Regions from separate parts of the Homo sapiens genome. Here regions 1, 2 and 3 are each linked to region 4. The links are chromatin contacts, found by Hi-C or POLR2A ChIA-PET in ENCODE. All regions are on one chromosome and are shown on one strand. The core of a region is the stretch at or near the end of the contact, and the rest is flanking DNA. Distances in the headings are between cores, read along the strand shown. Region 1 holds the start of RB1-DT (RB1 divergent transcript). Region 2 holds the start of NUDT15 (nudix hydrolase 15). Region 3 holds the start of SPART-AS1 (SPART antisense RNA 1). Region 4 holds the start of AKAP11 (A-kinase anchoring protein 11).

What was found. Hi-C counts contacts between places; a loop is a spot of excess contacts on that map. ChIA-PET counts read pairs that join two places held with the same protein, here RNA polymerase II (POLR2A). Pooled maps may share reads with other maps.
Region 1: a pooled map shows a loop between it and region 4 (7-fold over the local background). The contact joins the promoter of RB1-DT here to the promoter of AKAP11 in region 4. A Hi-C loop is called at or near these places in 4 of 50 pooled maps. POLR2A ChIA-PET finds 5 or more read pairs at or near these places in 2 of 52 experiments (H1 and T-cell).
Region 2: a loop to region 4 is called in a pooled map, with 14 times the contacts of the local background. The contact joins the promoter of NUDT15 here to the promoter of AKAP11 in region 4. A Hi-C loop is called at or near these places in 7 of 50 pooled maps.
Region 3: a loop to region 4 is called in a pooled map, with 11 times the contacts of the local background. The contact joins the promoter of SPART-AS1 here to the promoter of AKAP11 in region 4. A Hi-C loop is called at or near these places in 7 of 50 pooled maps.

Annotation. Positions count from the first base shown.
Region 1 is chr13:48,301,087-48,305,916 of GRCh38, reverse strand. It overlaps RB1-DT (RB1 divergent transcript), which reads left to right and starts at 2,215. Exons shown (of 3, transcript NR_046414.2): 1 at 2,215-2,626; 2 at 3,425-3,578. It overlaps RB1 (RB transcriptional corepressor 1), which reads right to left and starts at 2,166. Exons shown (of 27, transcript NM_000321.3): 1 at 1,868-2,166. The coding sequence starts at 2,004. RefSeq lists enhancers at 1,155-1,224, 1,465-1,514, 1,589-2,312, 2,313-3,038 and a silencer at 1,725-2,014.
Region 2 is chr13:48,035,770-48,040,816 of GRCh38, reverse strand. It overlaps NUDT15 (nudix hydrolase 15), which reads right to left and starts at 3,091. Exons shown (of 3, transcript NM_018283.4): 1 at 2,913-3,091. The coding sequence starts at 3,070. It overlaps LOC124903172 (a long non-coding RNA gene), which reads left to right and starts at 2,825. Exons shown (of 2, transcript XR_007063788.1): 1 at 2,825-3,211. RefSeq lists enhancers at 2,595-2,754, 2,805-3,044, 2,211-3,086, 3,087-3,963.
Region 3 is chr13:36,344,099-36,348,896 of GRCh38, reverse strand. SPART-AS1 (SPART antisense RNA 1) reads right to left here and starts at 2,466. Exons shown (of 5, transcript NR_045181.1): 1 at 2,390-2,466. SPART (spartin) reads left to right here and starts at 2,503. Exons shown (of 9, transcript NM_015087.5): 1 at 2,503-2,672. RefSeq lists a silencer at 2,605-2,654.
Region 4 is chr13:42,270,534-42,275,550 of GRCh38, reverse strand. It overlaps AKAP11 (A-kinase anchoring protein 11), which reads right to left and starts at 3,399. Exons shown (of 13, transcript NM_016248.4): 1 at 3,323-3,399. RefSeq lists a silencer at 3,140-3,489 and an enhancer at 4,030-4,209.

The DNA of each region.
Region 1 (4,830 bases), core at 966-3,465, 6.0 Mb before region 4:
CAGCTACATTACTTAGGCCAGAGATAAGGCAACAGAAATAAGATCTAAACTCTCAAATCAGGAATGGAATCTGTCACTGGAGGTGCAGTTGGACTGAGCCTTGATTCCATCTCCAGGCAAGATGCTCAGTATCAGACTGCACGGCAGCGGTTCTACCCTTGCTGGTTAATTTATAGAGTTCAACTGTCTATGTTAATGAAACCCTTTGTGGGTATGGATAATCAAGAACAGACTGTATCTTGTATGGTTTTGACTTATAAGAGAATTTTTTATAGTTCCATTACTTAAAATATATAAAATGAGTTAAAAAATGAAAGAAACAGTCCTCTTTTTTCCAAGCAGTGGCCACAACGTCAATATTCCTGGTTACCCTACATTAGAGTATGCTTCCAAAGCTGTGTGCATAACATGGAATTCTTTAGAGTAGCCATTACTGCATTTTCCCAAGGGAAATTTGCAAGAATTGGATACATCAGAATTTAATCAGAAACTAAAGCCATGTCTTTTCCCAGAACATGCCCCAGACGTGGTTTTTAATTTTTTGTTGTTGTTATTTTGGTTTTTTAACGAATATGGTTTTTAACTGACCTATAAGACAGTCCATTTAAATATATAAATTTTTAATAGCCTTCCAGGGGCCATTTCCTAAATCCCACTTCAATCTTTTCTGCCGTGAATTGTTAGTGTATACCGAGTGGAAAGAAATGGGTGAGGGTGAAAGGATTTGGTGATAGACAAGAATGGGAGAGAAAATAGTGAAAAACAGAAACAAGTCCCATTCCCTCTGCAATGAACTTGTCTCAAAGTAGAACCAGTGCTGACAATAATGACAATTACACTCTTTCAATCATAGCTATTTAACCATAAAGTAGAAAAATCAAGAAAAGTAAGATGTTGTAATACAATAAATACTTCCCTTCAAGATCTAGTGCATTCGTATGGACTTGCTTAAATTTAGATTCCACTTAATAAGGGAAAACGAAAATTTCCATTTGCGCACAGAACCACTAATTTTGTGCCAAAAACAAAGGCAAAAAGAGGGGACACCAAGATCCTTGCTGGTTCAAAGTCAAAAGGCAAAATGGAAGAAATAATGAGACAAGCCGAAGCCGACTAACACGCAAGAAGAGTTCATCAAACAGGAAAAAAAAAAGTTTAGAAACTTTCAAGCACTTCTGGTAAATGTCTCATGAAAGTTTTGCCCATGTTTCAGTTCCTCTAAAGAGTTACGCTCCATCAATCACTACAGATGGCTTTGAGTCCCCAAGGCCTCGATGCATTATTGTTCTAAGGAAACGCCGCAAAGCTCCTGAGCCGAGTATCCTGTGGGCAATGGACACTCAGGACCCTGCGCTTCTTGTCCAAGGCTTTCTGGTCGGCCTCTCCCACAAATGGACTTCAGATGCAGTGCACGCCCGGAAGAAAATACTTCCCAACTGTTGCATCGCGTGAACCAAAACAGAAAGTCAGACGACCACCGGAGTACTCCAATTCTCCGGTGAAAAACTCTCCCACAGACACCATTTTTGTATTTTTATTTTTCATTTTTTGCGTCTGATGGACGCTCGCAACGACCCTCTGCCTCCGAGCCTCACAAGAGGGAACTGCACCTGTCACTTCGCTCAGGACCCTAGCCCCACCCGCCCGACACCTGTCAAGTTGAAGCCGAGACCCCTCGCCCAAGAACCCAGAATCCTGTCACCATTCTGCAGACGCTCCGCCGTGGCGGGGGGCAGGGAGGGCGCCTCCTCCCGCCGGGACCCGGCCCCTGGCGAGGACGGATCCCCGCCGAGCCGCCTTGGCGCCCGCCCTACGCACACCCGGGGCGCCCTTCCCGCGTGAGGCGACGGCGGCTCTGCTCGCTCACCTGACGAGAGGCAGGTCCTCCGGGCCGCTGTCCTGCTCTGGGTCCTCCTCAGGAGGGGGCGGCGGCGGCGGTGCCGGGGGTTCCGCGGCGGCAGCGGCGGCGGTGGCGGCCGTTTTTCGGGGGGTTTTGGGCGGCATGACGCCTTTCCGCGGCGGGAGCCAGCGAGCTGTGGAGGAGCGCCGGGGAGGACGACGCGCGCGCACGTCGGGGCACGCCCCGTCCTCTCCCGACTCCCGTTACAAAAATAATTTCAACGTCCCCTGAGAAAAACCGGACGCGCCCTCCCCCGCCCGGCAACTGAGCGCCGCGTCCAACCGCGGGAAAACGTCACTTCCGCCCGCGGCGTCACGTCCGCGAGGCTCCCGGGCCCGCCGGCGTCTGTGGGGAACTGGGGCGCTGGTCGGTGCGCGGGCTGGGACGCTAAGTCATGAGGAATTAAACTGGGAAACCTGGCGTGGGTCCAGGCGCCTTCCAGGAGGCATCCGGCGCGGCCCGGACGTGCTTCTACCCAGAACCACCCCCTCCAGGCCGGGGTGCACTTAACGGGGCTATACAAAGAGTCTGGTGGGTGACTGTGGGCCTCATCCCTATCCCGGGGTCTGATAGGGAAGACTCTCGGGCCCCGCAGGGAATATCTGGCTAGTGCACCCTCGGCGGGAGCGCCACTCTCCCTCCTTGGGCGGCGCCCCCCACCTCTCATCCCGCCCAATCCGTTTTGCAAAGTCGGCCAAAACAAAAACAAACTTGGAGCGCTGATAGGTGCGGAACTTTACCAGTCACTTAGAAGATAGAAAATGTTAGACACTTGCTGGCCTTTTGGGATCACTGGTTAGGGAAAGGAAGGGAGGGAGCTGTGGGGAATGAACGGATAGTAGTGTAATAAAGGATTGTAGTGGTGTAAGAACGGGAAGCACCGTGGAAACGTCTGAGGAAGATTTTCAGGGGAGCAGTAGCTGCTGAATAGAAGTCTGTCAGGCAGGCCTGACATTTACTATGTACCAGGAACTGTGCTGGCCACCTTACATAATTGTCTTATTTAATCCCCAGAAACAGCCTTTTTTTTCTTTTTCTTTCTTTCTTTTCTTTTTTTTTTTTTTTTTTTACTTTAAGTTCCGGGATACAAGTGCAGAACGTGTAGGTTTGTTACATAGGCATACGTATGCCATGGAGGTTTGCTGCACCTATCAACCCGTCATCTAGGTTTTAAGCCTTGCATGCATTAGCTAAGAAACAACGCTTTCCAATGGGTAGTATTAGCTAGTCTACGTTGCAGATGAGGAAACAGGCTCAGAGGAGTTAATTTGTCCAATACCAGGGCCGATGGGTAGCAGAGAATTTGAACTCAATTCTATTTGATTCCACTTGTCCATTATATTATGTTTGATGAAGAAAACAGTGACAGAGAAGGAGCATGTGCAAAGGCACAAAGACATCAGAAAAGAGCTTGCTGGGACTACCACCATCAAACATTGGCTTAAAGCTGTTATCACTTCTGTGTCTCGGTATTTGTACCAATAGATTATCTAGTTTGAATACATTTTTTTTTCTCTTTGGCAGACACTGTTATTGCCCATCTGAACTCGTCAACTGAGAAGGAAAGAGATGGTTTATGCTGTGAATAAAATACAGTTGTGCTGTGATGTAAATCCCCTCATCCTGGAGCAGCTGAGCAAGGTCTAAGGCAGGAAGAACCTTCAAGCAGGTCATGGCTGTAAGCCTCCTGAGTTTATCCCAGCAAGTTGTATAAGGGATTATCTTTTTATCTGCATATTATGACATATGTGAGGATGTGTAAAGGTTTGGCAAGCACTGGCCTACTCAACAGCCAGTCCTACCTAACTTCAGAAATCTTTCTTGTGGGCAAATGTCAGGAGATAGGGCCCAGGCCCAGGTCCAGCTACAAAGAATGAATACAATTAAAGTGCTACTTCCATTCACCTCACCCCAGATTAGTTTAGGCAAGAGCTCAGGATGCAGTTTTGACATTTGAAAGATAAGGAGTAGTCTGCTGGGAGCCTGATAAATTGAAACAGGGATGGCACAGTTCTAAATATTATTAAATAATAGTAATAATATTAAGTATTACTGAGGATGTGACACTTCTGATTGCTGCAGCCATTGTAACGTGAGGCAAGCCAACCTACAGAGAAGGTAGAAATGCTGATATTGGTGCAGGAGGAATTTCAAAAGAATCTGGATCCTCAGTGTTATAAATGAGCCTCTGATTTGGCCAGCCCTGGAGCTGACCTAAGCTGAGCTGAGGTTTTCACTTGTTTGCAACAGAAAGCATCATGACTGATAATGTTTCTCCTGTGCTTATCTTCAGGATAGAGACCAAATCTTGGGTATCATCATTGCCTTAGTACCTAGCACAGTGTTACACACACAGTAAATGCTTGCTTACTAAAAGTAGGGATGGCAGGAAAGTGAAGGAAAGTTCTAGGAACTGAAGTAAACTCTCTTCATACGTAGATATCACTTGCTTTATTTAAAACCAGTTTATCAACATCTAGATTACATTTATGTAATCTAGATTTATTTATTACCATATTACAATTATGATAAAGAGATTTCTCAATTTACAAAAGAATATATGTCTTGACCATGGATTAATTTAACTATGTTCACTAGTATGTAAAATATATTTTCCTGCAGCCATAAAAAGGAATGAGATCATGTCCTTTGCAGGAACATGGATGGAGCCAGAAGCCTTTATCCTCAGCAAACTAACGCAGGAACAGAAAACCAAACACTGCATGTTCTCACTTATAAGTGGGAGCTAAACAATGAGAACACATGGACATGAAGAGGGGAACAACACACACTGGGGGATTACTTGAGGGTGTAGGGTGAGAGGACAGAAGATCAAAAAACTACCTATCAGGTACTACACTTGTTACCTGGGTGGTGAAAAAATCTGTACACACCAAACCCCAGAGACACACAGTTTACCTATATAACAA
Region 2 (5,047 bases), core at 1,842-4,341, 5.8 Mb before region 4:
GTATATATTTTGCCATGAAATTCTTGGCTAGAAAATTCTAGTGTAAAACAAAAAGAACTGTAATTGGTTCCTGCTTTAAAACAACAAATCAGCTGGGCATGTGGCTCATGTCTGTAATCTTTTGGAAGGCCGAGGCAAGAGGACAGCTTGAGTTCAGGAGTTGGAGACCAGCTGAGGCCAACATAGTGAGACCTCATCTCTCAAAAAAAAAAAAAATAGCCGGGCATGGTGGTGCGTGCCTATGGTCTGTGGTCCCAGCTACTCAAGAGGCTGAGGCAAGAGGATAGTTTGAGCCTGGGAAGTCAAGGCTGCAGTGAGCCATGATGGTGCCATTGCACTCCAGCCTGGACAAACAGCAAGACTTTGTCTCAAAAAATAGTAATAATAATTAATTAAAAAGATAAAGATTTAAAACCAGTAAATCAGCAACCTTGCCCTTGACATTATATCCTGTATCTAGTTATCTAAAGATGAAAAGGACTTAATATTGAATAAAAATTAACATTTAGCCATCTCAGCACTAATTTACAGCCCTGGAACCTGTGTGTAACAAGGAGGCAGTTTAGTGCATTAAGAGCAGACTTTGGAGTCAACTAGACCTGGGATTGAGCTCAAAGTTCATTACTTTCCACCTTGGACAAGTAAAAAGAGATTATATTACTTCCTCATGGGGTCACTGTAATTGTATCAAGAAGTGCCACTATGTCTTTTCCAGCAGTCTCAGAATTTCAATTTAAGCCTCAAAACTGAAGACAATAGGTAAAAAGCACTTCTAAATTCTCAAGCAAAAGGGCAAACAGATGTCATCTGAGCTCAAGCTCAAGCTAAGGAAGGCCAGACTAGACCTGTGACTTCTCCGTATCCAGGCTACATAAGAAAGACAGGAGGCCGGGCGCGGTGGCTCACGCCTGTAATCCCAGCACTTTGGGAGGCCGAGGCGGGCGGATCACGAGGTCAGGAGATCGAGACCATCCCGGCTAAAACGGTGAAACCCCGTCTCTACTAAAAATACAAAAAATTAGCCGGGCGTAGTGGCGGGCGCCTGTAGTCCCAGCTACTTGGGAGGCTGAGGCAGGAGAATGGCGTGAACCCGGGAGGCGGAGCTTGCAGTGAGCCGAGATCCCGCCACTGCACTCCAGCCTGGGTGACAGAGCGAGACTCCGTCTCAAAAAAAAAAAAAAAAAAAAAAAAAGGAGATGTTTGAGACAGAGGAAAGTTTGGAGTTTTCAGCCTAGTAGGAGCATTTCCCTTCCAGACTACAAGGGGCCAACTCTGCCCCCCCAAGACAGGTGAGGAACATTCCAAGAGAATCAGTCACAAGATTGGGAGTGACTCAAGAAGGAGATACTCAGTGTGTCACTCCCCTGCTAAAGACATCCTGAGCTGCAGAAACTCACAGGCCTACCCCAGTGCATCAGAAAAGGTGTGCTACAAGGGTGAAAGCTCTTGGGTAAATCTGAAATGTGTCCCTCGGAGTTTCCAGATGCAGATGAATACAGAGGTAGAGCAAGGAAAAAGGGCAGCAGTGGAAATATCATTCCCATTGTGTGTTTCCTTTGGGCCAAGCAGATGCCACAAGAGACTGCTGGGTAATCAAATAGGAGATCCCAGTAGAAAGAAAATGTGGGGTGATGTGCTAAAAGCAAGAGCTAGGAGGTGGGCCAGCATCACAGAAAGCCCGTCACCTATGTCAGGAAAATCTCTGTGGGACTTCCCAACAACTGACAAACATACCCTGAGAAAGCACACATGTGGATATCATGCCCAGAGGACACCAATGGATGGATCAGAGCAGCATCAGTCACCTGAATGGCTTGCTCTCTCTCCTCCTCCAACACACTGGAGAAAGAAGGAAACTCAGAGACAGCCAGGTGAGAAGAGGAGGAGGATACAGAAAAGCAGAACAATGGCTCACACCTCCTTTATGCACTGCAGGGGAGGGATTAGAAACTGGAAGTGACACTGAAGGTTTAAATTGGATTGGACTTTTAAATGCTTGGAAGTGAATCATACTGACCCAAATGTGATTTATTTTTATAACCAAGTGACAAGAAAACTATAGAATTTGCAGGAAACGTCACTGAAGAGGGAAAGAAAAAATCATGTTTGAAGGCAGTGGAAGGAGAAAATAAAACCATTTCCTGTTTGTTCTCCCATCAAATTTAGCCCACTGAGTATGCCAGTTATGTAAAGATCAAATGAAAGTATACATGCAAAGAGCTTGGCATATTATCCAGCCTTTAACAAAAAGCCCATTAGAGCTCAATGTTGGCTATGGTCATTGACCTCACGGGTGGATCACCTGAGGTCAGGAGTTCGAGACCAGCCTGGCCAACATGGCGAAACCCCGTCTCTACTAAAAATACAAAAATTAGCACGGCGTGGTAGCGGGCGCCTGTAATCCCAGCTACCAGGAGGCTGAGACACAAAAATCGCTTGAACCCAGGAGGCGGAGGTTGCAGTGACTGGAGATAGCACCACTGCACTCTGGCCTGGGCTACAGAGCGAGACACAGTCTCAAATCAATCAATCGATCAATCAATCAATCACATGGAAACGGTGCAATGTCTTAGCTGACAATATCGGGCTGCTGGAGGTTTACACACACCTGCTTTCCTCCTTTTGTGTGTAAGCTGTGAGAAACACACCTCACAGACGAACTCCCAACCACCACCCAGCAGGGGCGCAGCCGGAAAGACCCAGCTAGCAAAGACCTCGCCTGACCCAGCACAGCGCCCCCTCCTGGGCGCGATCCTACGTCGCCCAGAAGTCGAGGGGAGGAACCGAGGGAACGCGCAAGAAAGGACGCAGCGTCAGCGCGGACGTTCTCACGCACGGCACACGGAAGCAAGCACGGCGTGAGTTCGTCCCTCTGCGCACGCCCCGGTTTCCTCGCGTCCGCGGCTGCTCACCCGAACTCCAGATGACCTCCAGGGAGTTGGAAACTGCCAGCTCCAACCGAGCCTTTCCTCTTCCCCAGGAGGACGCAACGCGGATGCTTGCAGCTGGTCACCACGACTCCGACTCCGACTCCTGGCCGCCGCCCGCGCGGCTGTGCGCTGGCCGTCATAGCGCGCGGGAGGACGCGCCTGGCAGCGGCAGGAAGTGACGCGCTCACTACCCCGTCCCGCGGCCGCAGCCAATCTCTCCCCGCGAGGGCGGAGGCGCCGAAATCAAAGCGAGAGCGCCTCGGCCTCTCCAGCTGTCCGCGGTGCGTAATGCGTCGCGGAGGGCTATCAGGTTGGGGAATGCCGTGTTTCCTTCCGAAGGGCAGCGTGCCTTAGAGTTTCGCTGTAACTAAAGTCGCTTACAGTTGTGCTTTGAATATTCATCACCCGTCAGCCTATCCACTCCCAGATTCCTGCAAACCATGCATTTACATGTACAAGCCGCCTGCTCTTACCAACCTCGGCACCACTGCACATTCTTTTTTCCGTGAATGACCTCGCCCACCATGGTGCACCCATTTGCCCTGTAGCTCAAATCAGCGTGGTACCAGGATAAGGATAGGTCGTTTAGAAACATCCCATTATAAACAACTATGCTTAAGGTATATTCATAAGTCATGGGAGGAAATAAAGGCTAATTGATAAATCATGCTGGGAAGAGTTAGTTACAAACAGTGGAAAACAGACATTTTCAGATGTTTGCACACCATGCACCATGCAAAATACAAACCAGCTGAATCATAAAAACAAATGACTAGTTACTGGGAGGGTTTTCTCTCTTTCTCATTATTTTTACTTCTACCAAAGTAATGTGCACATACTGGTAATTTTATTTTATTTTAATTTTCACCAAGCTAGCTAATTTTCTTTCTTTTTTTTTTTTTTGTGGAGGTGGGCTGTCGGTCTTTTGTCGAGGCTGATCTCCAACTCCTGTCCTCAAGCAGTCCTTCCACTTGGGCCTACCAGAGTGCTGGGATAACAGGCGTGAACCACTGCGCCTGACCTATAGCTATAATTTTAAGAAGTAAAATGGTGCAAAAACCGCAACAAGAGCAACCTGACCCTCCTACTTTCAGAAACAATCACTTTTAACTCTTTGAACTGTATTTCTGATATTTGCCTACTTATTTCTAAGTAATATGCTTACTCTCCATGTTATACTAAATGGGTATTAAGCTTTTCACAGCATCTCTCCTCACTATCAACATTCACATTCATTACAAAGGTACTTACAATATCTTCTCAAAAAATGGTAGTATATAAAAAGGATAATATATTGAACAATGAGATTAATCCCAGAAATACTAGGTTGGCTTAATATTTGAAAAGCCAATGTAATTCAGCATATTAACAGAGGGAGAAAGGAAATACATATAATCATCTCAATAGATGCAGAAAAAAATTAATAAAATCCGATACTCAGTTGTGATTAAAAAAACTCCACAAAATCTCTGAGCAAACTAGAAATAAAATGAAACTTTAACATGATATATGGCATCTACAAAGACCTACAGCTAACATCATATTTAATGACTGTTTTGAGCTGAATTGTGTCCCCTCAAAATTCCTATGTCGAAGTCCTATCCCCCAGTACCTCAGCATTTGGAGACAGGATCAAGTTAAAATGAAGCCACTAGGGTAGGCCCTATTCTAATGTTATGACTGGTGTCCTCGCAAGAAGTAGAGATTAGAACCCAGACTGTGTTCTATTGGAAGACTGTATGATGACACAGGGAGAAGGCAGCCGTCTACAAGCCAAGGAGAGCAGCCTCAGAAGAAACCAAGTCTGCTGACACCTTGATCTTAGAATTCTAGCCTCCAGTATTGTGAGAAAATTAATTTATGTTATTTAAGCCACACAATCTTTGATACTTTGTTATGGCTTGATACTTTGTTATGGCAGCCATAGCACTAGCCTAGCCTTATCTTGGTGAAAGACAAGATTTGGGAGGAGCTAGGGTATCCACTCTGAGCACGTTTAGTCATCATGTTGCTGGAGATTCTAGTTAGCACAACTCATAAAATTTAAAAATCAATAAAACGTAGTTAAATTGGAAAGGAATAAGTAACCGTCTTTTTTTTTTAAAACAATCCTGAGG
Region 3 (4,798 bases), core at 1,217-3,716, 5.9 Mb after region 4:
CATGTGGCTATTCTGGGTCCTTATATTTCCCTGGATTGTATGAATTTTAGGATCAGCTTGCAAAATTCTGCAAAAAAGTCATTTGGGATCTTGACACGGATTGTGTTGCGTCTGGAGGTCCATTTGAGAAGTACTGCCATCTTCCCAATATGAAGTCTTTCAACCCTTTAACATGGGATGTCTTTCCATTTATTTAGGTCTTTAAGTTCTTTCAGCAATGTTGTATGGTCTTCAGCATACAAGTCTTGCACTTATTACATTTATTTCTAAGTATTTTATTCTTCTTGATAATATTATGAATGGAATTAATTTCATTTTTGAAATGTTCATTGCTAGTGTATAGAAATACTATTGATTTCTGTATGTTGACCTGTTGTCCTGAATCCTTGATGTACTCATTTATTAGTTCTAACAGTGTTGTAGTAAATTCTTTAGGGTTTTCTATATATAACAATTTTGTGTATAGAAATTCTACATGTTTTAAACACATTCATCTTTATGGCTGTTGGAAATTTAAAAAATTCTATTTAAATGTATGTACTTTTTAAATGTAAAGAAGTAGAGTAGATGACCAATAAAAGATTTCCTTTCTTTTTTTGGTGGGGGCCAGGGGGTACAGGGTCTGGCTCTATTGCCCAGGCTGGGGTGCAGTGGCACAATCTCAGTCACTGCTGCCTCTGCCTCCCCAGCTCAGGTGATCTTCCTGCCTCAGCCTCTGGAGTAACTGGGACTACAGATGTGTACCACCATGCCCAGCTAATTTTTGTGTTTTTTTGTAGGGACGGGTTTCGTCATGTTGCCCAGGCTGGTCTCGAACTCCTGGGCTCAAGCGATTCTCTTGCCTCGGCCTCTGGAGTAGCTGGGACTACAGGCATAAGCCACCAAGCCTGGCCAATATTTGCAAGACTAAAGAAATATTGACATACAATTTCACAATATGGAACGGAAATATGAGTTCAAGAAGAAAAGAAATGATGTAAAATTTCCTTCTGTTAAAAGCTTGTTCATGTAGTTTTAAAAATTGATGATTTTAGATATTAAATTGGTATTTAGATTCCACTGGCTACATTTAAAAGTTATATAACTTTTATTTTAAAATGTTAATTTATAATAAAACAGAAGTTGCTTCTTTTGTAACTATTTAAGTCAGATGAGAAATTGTGATGGTCAATCCAAAAACGTGGAAGTGAGAATACAGTCATAGTCTTTGGGGACTCCTTTGGGGGTATAAGAGCAAAATCATTTTGAAACCACTGTATTAATATATTCCTAATAGGTTTTGCTTTTTGGGATGACTGACTGCTACCTTTCTGAGATTTGAGGGAGTCACTTAACTGGTCCTAAGGCCAGGCGCGGTGACTCACGCCTGTAATCCCAGCACTTTGGGAAACTGAGGCAGGTGGATCGCTTGAGGTCAGGAATTCGAGACCAGCCTGGCTAACTTGAGGTCAAGCTTTCAAGACCAGCTTGGCCAATATGGTGAAACCCCGTCTCTACTAAAAATACAAAAATTAGACGGGAGTGGTGGTGCACAGCTGTAATTCCAGCTTCTCTGGAGGCTGAGGCATGAGAGTCGCTTGAACCTGGGAAGCAGAGGTTGCAGTGAGCCGAGATCATGCCACTGCACTCCAGCCTGGGCAACATAGTAAGACTCTGTCTCAAAACAAAACAAAAACACAACAACAACAAAACTGGTTCTAAATGCTCCGGGCAAGTACATACTGCTTTTTCTTTTTTCTGTTTTTTTTTCCCTAAGGCAGCCCTATTGAAGAGTCTGTCATCTACAATATTTTACTAATTTAAAAACACTTGTCAAGAAGGGTAAAGTATGTTCATCTTGATTTTACTCTTTGTATCCCGGAATCAGGAACTAACAGTTTTATGATAGTGATATAGACTTTACACACACACCAAGACTTAAAACACGTGGTGCAGGCGGGCTTTTGGAAATTAACTGTGCTCTGGATACAGAAGTCACAAAGCTCAGGCTGCAGAGACATTGAGGGGATAATCAGCCTTTATTGTCTCTCGTGCACTGTGCCCAGCGCTCCCTCTAGCGGCTACAAGCGCTCACTGCCCACACTCTCTACTAGGCTCTCCGGAGGCCTCGGTTTCGCTGGAGAGAAAGAGATTGCGCAGGCGCCGAGCAGCCGACGTGGCCGCAGGGGACCGTGCCTGGGGGGGTCTGCGCGGGGCCGCTGACTCGCGAGGTTCTCTGTCGCCTGCCGCCCTCGCTCCTTTTCTCCCCTTCTAGAGTGTTACGGTGACTCTTGGGTCCGAAGGGGACGGACGTCCTCCCACGTACCATTTAGAAGGTCAGAGTGGGCAGAACCTAGTCTGAGCAGGCCGGTGATGAATCCGCTGGCAAGACGCGCGCGTGGGTACTCACGTGACCTAGGCTGCGGCGGCGGCGTGCTGCGGGCTCTGTGGCGGGAGCGAGGCCGACGGGCGGGGCCGCGCGGCCGCGTGACGCGAAGCGTTCGAGAGCGCGCGTCGTGGAACGTCTTGGTTGCCACGGCAAGCGCGCGCGCGAGGCCTTGGGAACCTCGGGACCGGCCCCCGGCGAGCGCAGCGGCGCCCAGTGTAAGGGAGTGGGAGCTGGTCCGTGCCGCGGCGGCCGCGCAGGGAGCTCTCGAGGCAACGCCGGGGCGCCCGAGGTCTGGAAGGCGCAGGTGGGGCGCGGGGGAGTTCACCCCTGCGCGGTCCCTTGGGTGGGCGGGGTGGGCGCCCCAGGCCCCGCGGACTCGGCTGGGAGGCTGAGCGGGCGACGGTCACGGGACAAGGGTGGAGGGGGTGGGGACCTCATCCGAGTCTCAGAGATGGAATTTTCGAGGAAGGGAGCGATTTCGAGAGAGAATAGTTTGAGAAGTTGTTCTCAGTCCCTTCTCTCGCGGGAGTGTGGTATTTAGGGAAGCTTCGGCCTCTTAACCCATGGACTGTTAGGATGGAGGGAATCCTTCCCGCTCGATTCCTATCGCGGAGTCCTTTCGGAGCATCGCTATTGATCATTCTCGCCGCCCCAACCCCGTTGTTTACTTTGGCTTCGCAGATCTCTGTGGTCTTTTGCCCTCCCGCAGCGCCCATGGCCCCGTCAAGGTTGGGCAGCCTTTCTCTGCAAGAAGGCCCACGAACAACTGCGGTTATATTGGGATGGATTGCGCGTGATTTTACTCTTTACAATACATTCTTTCATGCTTCCTAGGGATTGAGCTGCGCGGCGGATCCCTCCGACTTAATTCTGGGCCTGAGAAAAGTTTCTCTTGGAATGCGCAGTTTCGTGACGCAGCATTATTGCGTGACTCTAGGGCTGACCCAGTTTTTCACTTTCTAATTGTAAGGAAGTGCGCTAGTAGTCCACCGAGGATCCTCGAGGTTGGCCTTATTGTATCATAATTTAACGAATTTGCGTTCCAGGTTGTTACAGCCTTTGAAATAATGGCCTCATATTTAAGAATGTAGCAATTTTTCTTTGAAATTTCCGAAAGTGGGGAAAAAAGTAATAGAAGACTGCACCTATATGGAATTATTTTCTGATTCGCAGTTCTTTATAATCGTAGACTTAATTTGGTGGCTTTATTGGACCTGTTTGAAACAGGAAGCCTTTCTGTAATGTGGTTTCGGGTCGGCTTCACCTCTGGCACTCTCTGAAACGTCGTTGTCTATGGTTTCCCTAAGAAGCTAGAATGAGCGGGATGCTACGGAGGGAGGTGTATACAGGTGTTAGACAAAGCCCCCTCCGCTTTTTTGGTAAAGGGCCAAATAGGCATTAGATCAACTTGTGCTAGCTCTAAGGAGTTAAATGCGGTATTATTAAAGACTGCTTGTAATGTTGACTGTTAAGTGAGAGTGTTACTTCTTTCAGTGTTTATGGAATCGAACTAAATTGCTAGGTATTTTAATGCAGAATTTTACCTTTTCTCGGGTATTTTTTAAGACATACACAGACATACATGTAGTTATGTTGAAATAAATGTGTTTTATTAGAACGTTAAAAAATTAGAATTTAGGTGAACTACTGGTATCGGAACAGATTTTGGTTTGTTGTTGAAGACTGTACACTGGTGTAGGTACTGTTTAATACATCAGATTGTCATTTCAAAGACTTTGTCTTCTTAACTTTGAAAATTAAATAATGTGAAATAATGTGATAATGGTTTTTATCTTTTCAGGACACTTGATTGACACTTAATTGTGCTTAGGAATAGAATAGGCTTTTTTTTAAGTCACCATCCTCCAATCCTTATTTCTGTAAAATGTATTTTCTGAGACCGCTGAGGATATAGCAAATCCCAGTCACAAAATAAAAATGTGATATTTTAATATAAACCTTTTTCTTTCTGTGTTGAGATTCCCCAGAGATTAGACTGAAATTGACCATTAGACTTATATATAACCTCTAGATACCCAGGCTCTTCTCTCGTGTATCCTTTTTTTCTCTTTAAGATGGAGATGTAGCAAGGAAGGTTATTAAGCAATCCTGTGGAATTAGCCCTCCCACTCCACCCCTACACACAGGCACACTCTTCTTTCTCAGTAGCCATCTTGTTCCCTCCATTGACACATTATTAGGAAATCTTTCATCACACCGTATGTAAAATAAGCTTAGAAATAAACGTATACCCAAGGTAAATATTGCTTCTAGCTATATTCCTTCATTATGCCTCGCTTCTACTTTCAAATGCTACCTATTGAAGATTTAAGCCACATGACTTTCTACGACGGGACACTCTGGGTTTTCTTCACCCCTCCCTCACTCTGCTGACTTGTAAACATAGTAGGACTTTTAGATTTGGAATCA
Region 4 (5,017 bases), core at 2,150-4,649:
ACTTCCTCCCTGTCCACTCTCCTTTTGTTAAATATGTTGGCATGGCCAGTTTAAAAGGAGCAGCCCTGCAAACTGTGAGACAAATCTAAGTCTCTTCCTCATCCATTTTTCCCATTCCTATCTTTCCTCACTCTCCAGCCAACTGTGCTAGAAGCAGAAACCTGACCAATTGGATTCTCTCTCTAGAAACATAACTGAGACTTGGAGATGTTTGCTGAGAACCATGTTGCATAGTCAGTGAGTCTGATGTTGGCATCATGGCAAACCAAAGTCTCATGCAAATCAAAGTTTTGGGGAAGTGGAAACCAAGAGCTTTAAAGAGAAGGCCAATCTGAAAGAAACTGGAACAGACCTGCGTGAGTAGCAGAGACATAAGACCATGTGCTTCCAGAGAAAAACTGGAAGAGTAACTGCCTGAAGACTTTCTGGTTCCCAAAACGCTGAATTGGAATCATGCAATGGACTTCAGCAGCACTGTATGACAAATGCTTTTTTTTTAAGTAGGCTAATTAAATTGGCTTTTTCTTCCTTGCAATCAAAGAATCCTCAAACCATTACGGGAGGTAAAAATAAAAACACTGAGTAAGCAGCTACTATGTGCTTCGCACTAACTTTTTGAGGTGGGTATGAAGAAAATGAGGCTCATTTAATTAATAGACCTGACTCCCAAACCGAAACTCTTTACAATATACCTCATTTTCAGTCAAGTAACATCCTCTCTGTTCCAGGCCTCTACCCCATTTATTTCCCAAGAAACATTCTCAGATTATTCTAAAAATGATAACTTTTCTCCTTTTACCATGTCCAGTCTCTAATCTACAAATTTCAAATGCCTTTACTCCAGAAGTTTTTTGTTGTTGTTTTTTGAGGCAGAGTCTCACTCAGTCGCCCAGGGTGGAGTGCAGTGGCACGATCTCGGCTCACTGCAATCTCCCATCTCTCAGGCTCAAGCGATTCTTGTGCCTCAGCCTCTCGACTAGATGGGATTACAGGCATGTGCCATAACACGTGGCTAATTTTTTATTTTTTAGTAAAGACAGGGTTTTTCCATGTTGGCCAGGCTGGTCTTGAACTCCTGGTCTCAAGTGATCCACCCGCCTCAGCCTCCTAAAGTCCTGGGATTACAAGTGTAAGGCACCAAGCCTGGCCCAGAAGTATTTTTTTAATAAACTTTTATATGTAAGGATGACTGGGAGAATCGAGACACTTGGATCTTTCCAGGCTGTTTTTAAACTGATAAAGCATTTTTCTTTCTCTTCCCCATATTACCAGCTCATTGACCCTTAACTCATGCCCAGGCTTAACTTAAAGCTTTTCTCGACCTGTCCTCACCCTTCAATCCTTCCAGGTAGTTGATTAATAAAATGCAGACCACAAGACAGGAAAAAAAACAAAATCAGTTACCCTATCCAAAGTTACTTCAATTACTTTTGAAAAACCAAACACCACACGCCCTACAAGTTTGAAACCCTTGCCAAAAGGTTATGAAGACCAGCCAAAAAATTTATTTTTCTACTTCTGAAAATTAGTTTGCTAAGATGGAGTAAGAAGGAATTTTTTCTAATCAACACTGGTCTCCTCTGCCCATTCACAAAGAGATATTTTCTAAGTCTTTCACATTTTTGTCACGTATAGACAGAATTCCTCTACCTATTTACAACTGGCATTTTCTCTTAAAACGGCCTTTAATATATTGTCCAAATTGGTTTGAGTTCCTTTTCCAGACAGTAAGTTCCTAAAATTAAAAAATAAAAAAATTAAAAGTACCGTATTTTTTCCAGCCTCTAAAGGCAAAAGAGGACTTCTTCAGCTTCTAGACTTATCCCTGGAGTTCAGGGGGCTAGAGAAGGCTAGAGAATTTCTCACTATGGTTCCATGTCTTAGGCAACTTCCCATATCCTCAACAACTGCAAAATATCACTGGCCTAGGAGTCCACTGCTAGGCCCTTATCAATATTGTCGATACTGCAGTTATGTGGGTACATACATTAGTCTCTAGCTCAGCTTGGGAACCCACTTCTTCCCTGATTTCCTTACATTCTTTGACCTTTCATAAATTACTGTTACAGCTACAATAGTGACATTCACTGTCCACCCCTGGGTCAGTTTTGTCAGGAGGAACAACGACAAGAAAAAATGAATAATCAGGGTACCGTTTGAAAAAGTAAATGTGTTTTTCAAAAAAAAAAAAAATCATTCAATTGCACTATTTTAACTGACACCAATCATGCCAGGCACTGGGCTGCCATCCTAAAATGATGACATTAAAAAAAATATATCTGTGCATTACTGATACCCCATTTTTTCTTAGTACTCCATATTTTGAGTATTTTCAGACATAACAAAATAACAATCGACATGACATTTCTAAAACAGTGGGAAGCAGCTAAGCAAAACGAGCATTTTGCAAGCGATTGAAAAGCTGAAAAGAGAACAGGAATTAACTCCAGTTTGTACTAAAGCTATTAGGTATGTATCTCAGCAGTCTTTCTCACCATGAAACTCCTTAACATCTAAAGCTAAACCACATCCAACTTTATATGGTTTTAGAAGACAGACAAAGCAGAGAAAAAAAATGAAAGCTGGTAATATGGGGAAGAGAAAAAATGTTAGCTTTTACTGTCATTGTCACTTTTTAATACTTCGGTTACATCTACATATTTTTTATAAAGCAGCTTAGATGCCTGGATTAACAGCAGTATACTCAATCCATTCGGGGTACTTTATGGCCAGCCTTAAGCCATTAACAGCCTAGGAGAGTATTTGACAGCAAATCCAAATATCAATACTCTGAGGAGCCCCTTGACGCCTTCCGTTTACAAGATCTGAGCAGCGCCTGCTTCCAAGGCTCCGGGGGTCTGACAGTGAAGGATGCTGTTCGGGAACAAAGTGCAACGTCCTCCCAACCGCTGCAAATGTTCCTGTGCGCACACCACGAACACACACTAAGCACGCGCACCACGCACCCGGGGGGCCGTCTCTGAAGACCACCCCGGGGATGGAAACAGCCTGTCATTAAAAGGGGCGGCAGCTCCACCGCCACACTTGGGACCCCAGGAAGACGCGTCTCGAGACCCAGCACCTCCCTCTACTCTGGGCCCGGTGCGGTGAGTTTCCTCCTTCGGCCGCGCTCCTCCCGCCCTCCTCCCTCCGCCATGCGAAGGCGCAGCTCTCGGGCGGCCCCGAAGCCAGAAGGGGGACCAGCGGCAGGCGGAGGGGCTGGAGCGCCGGAGCCGGGCCGCTCCATCCATGCCGGCCGCACACCCGCCGCCACCCCATCTAAACGCAGCCTCCGCGGCGAGCACGTCGGCGCCCGGCTCACCTGGGGGCCGCAGCCTCCGCAGCTCACAGACATGTCACCGGCCTCAACGACCCGTGAGCGAGCCGGGCAAGCAAGCTGGCCCCCTCCCGCGCTGACCCCCAGCCCTCCCCCTCCCAGCCCCGCGGCCCGCCCCCGCCCTGCCCACCCCTCGGCTTCCGCCGCCGCCGCCGCCGCCGCAGCTCCGGCCCGCAACACCGCCTACTCTCCACGCCTCCCACTCTCTCTCGCGAGAGGGCAGCGCGCCTCTCGCGAGAAAAATTCCGCGGCCGAGCCCGCGCAAAAGTGGGTGGGCGTTTAAAAAGGGAAAGAAGGAACAGGAAAAAAAGCCTTCCCACGTGCTCCAGTGCAGCCCGCGGAGCAGCCCGCGGGGCAGCCCCGCTGGTCACATGACTTAAAGGGGGCCTCTCCATTGGCCGGGACCCACTCAGCCTTGGGAGCTTTAAATTCGAGGGCGACCTACGAACCTGCGGCGGACGTCTTGCGCGCTTCCTGGTCCGTTGCCTTGGAAACGGCTTAACCCTTCCCTCTGGCAAGTCCCCAGGCCTTGGCTTGCTCCGCAGATTTGGTTTCAGGCTCTGCCTCTTTTCCCTCGACCCCTTAGTCTTAACAGCCTGGGGCCAGCTGGGCTCCTTCTTCGCCACAAGGCTAGTTTTGCTTTCTTCCGAAGCCCGGGGCCCTTCCCAAAGTGGCAGCCCCACCAGATCCGAAGGCCCAAGGAAGGCTCATCCTTTCTGATGGCTCCGCCCCTTCTCCCAGCATCTCCGGGGAGGACCACTCACAGCGCACCGGGCAACCAGCCCTATCCCAGCCAAGAAGTAGCTTCCAGGGTTCTCAGGGCCCTAGTGCTCACCCTGATGTCTTTACGTGGTATGGAAATCGGAAAGTAAAGCTTTGGTCACTGGGAAGCCTAGCCAGAGATGAAAAGCTGTTATGGTGATTATTTTCACCTAAAATCGGAAGGGCCAGTCCAGTCAAATTGCCCTGTCTCCTAAAGGGCATCTGTTCCTCAAGAGTGGAAACACCTGGCAATAAGAAAGACATTTTTGAGTGTATCCTCGTTATGAGTTAAGTTTTGCCCTGTTCAGAGGAGAGGGTCACGGAAGAAAGGGTGCATTCGTTTGTTCATTTCTTCATTCAACAAACACTACTCTAGGCTGTTGATTGAACAATGATGAAGACAAGTAGTGTAGATTCTAGGGAACTTATCTGAGGGTGAAAAGAAAAAAAATCTGTTGGTTTTAAGCTGTATGCAAAGAAGTTACAATAAGTGACGTGATGGTGATGGTGACTGAGTGGCTAGTAAAGGGGATGCCCTTTTAAGGAGGAGATATTTTAGCAGCGATTTGAATAACAGACGCAAAAATCAGAGCATAGAGCATTCCAGGAAAAGGATAACACTAATTCAAAGGCCCTAAGTAAGGATCTATTCTAGTGCATTTGAGGGAAGAAGAAATGAGAAAGTAAACTTTCTTGAGCCTGGAGATGGAAACTGTAAGAGTTAAAGAAAGAAACACAAAAAGCAGCTTAACAGAGACAGGTTTATTTTGGAGAATAAACCTGAGAGGGGCTTCTGGCCGATTTCGGTCAGGAGTGTTCTCTCTTACAGACTAAAGGTATTTAGTGGTTTAGGGAGGGAGAGCATATTGTAGACTTGGAATGTTTCTGGGTGGAGGAGAGTTTTATTGTCAGGGGTGT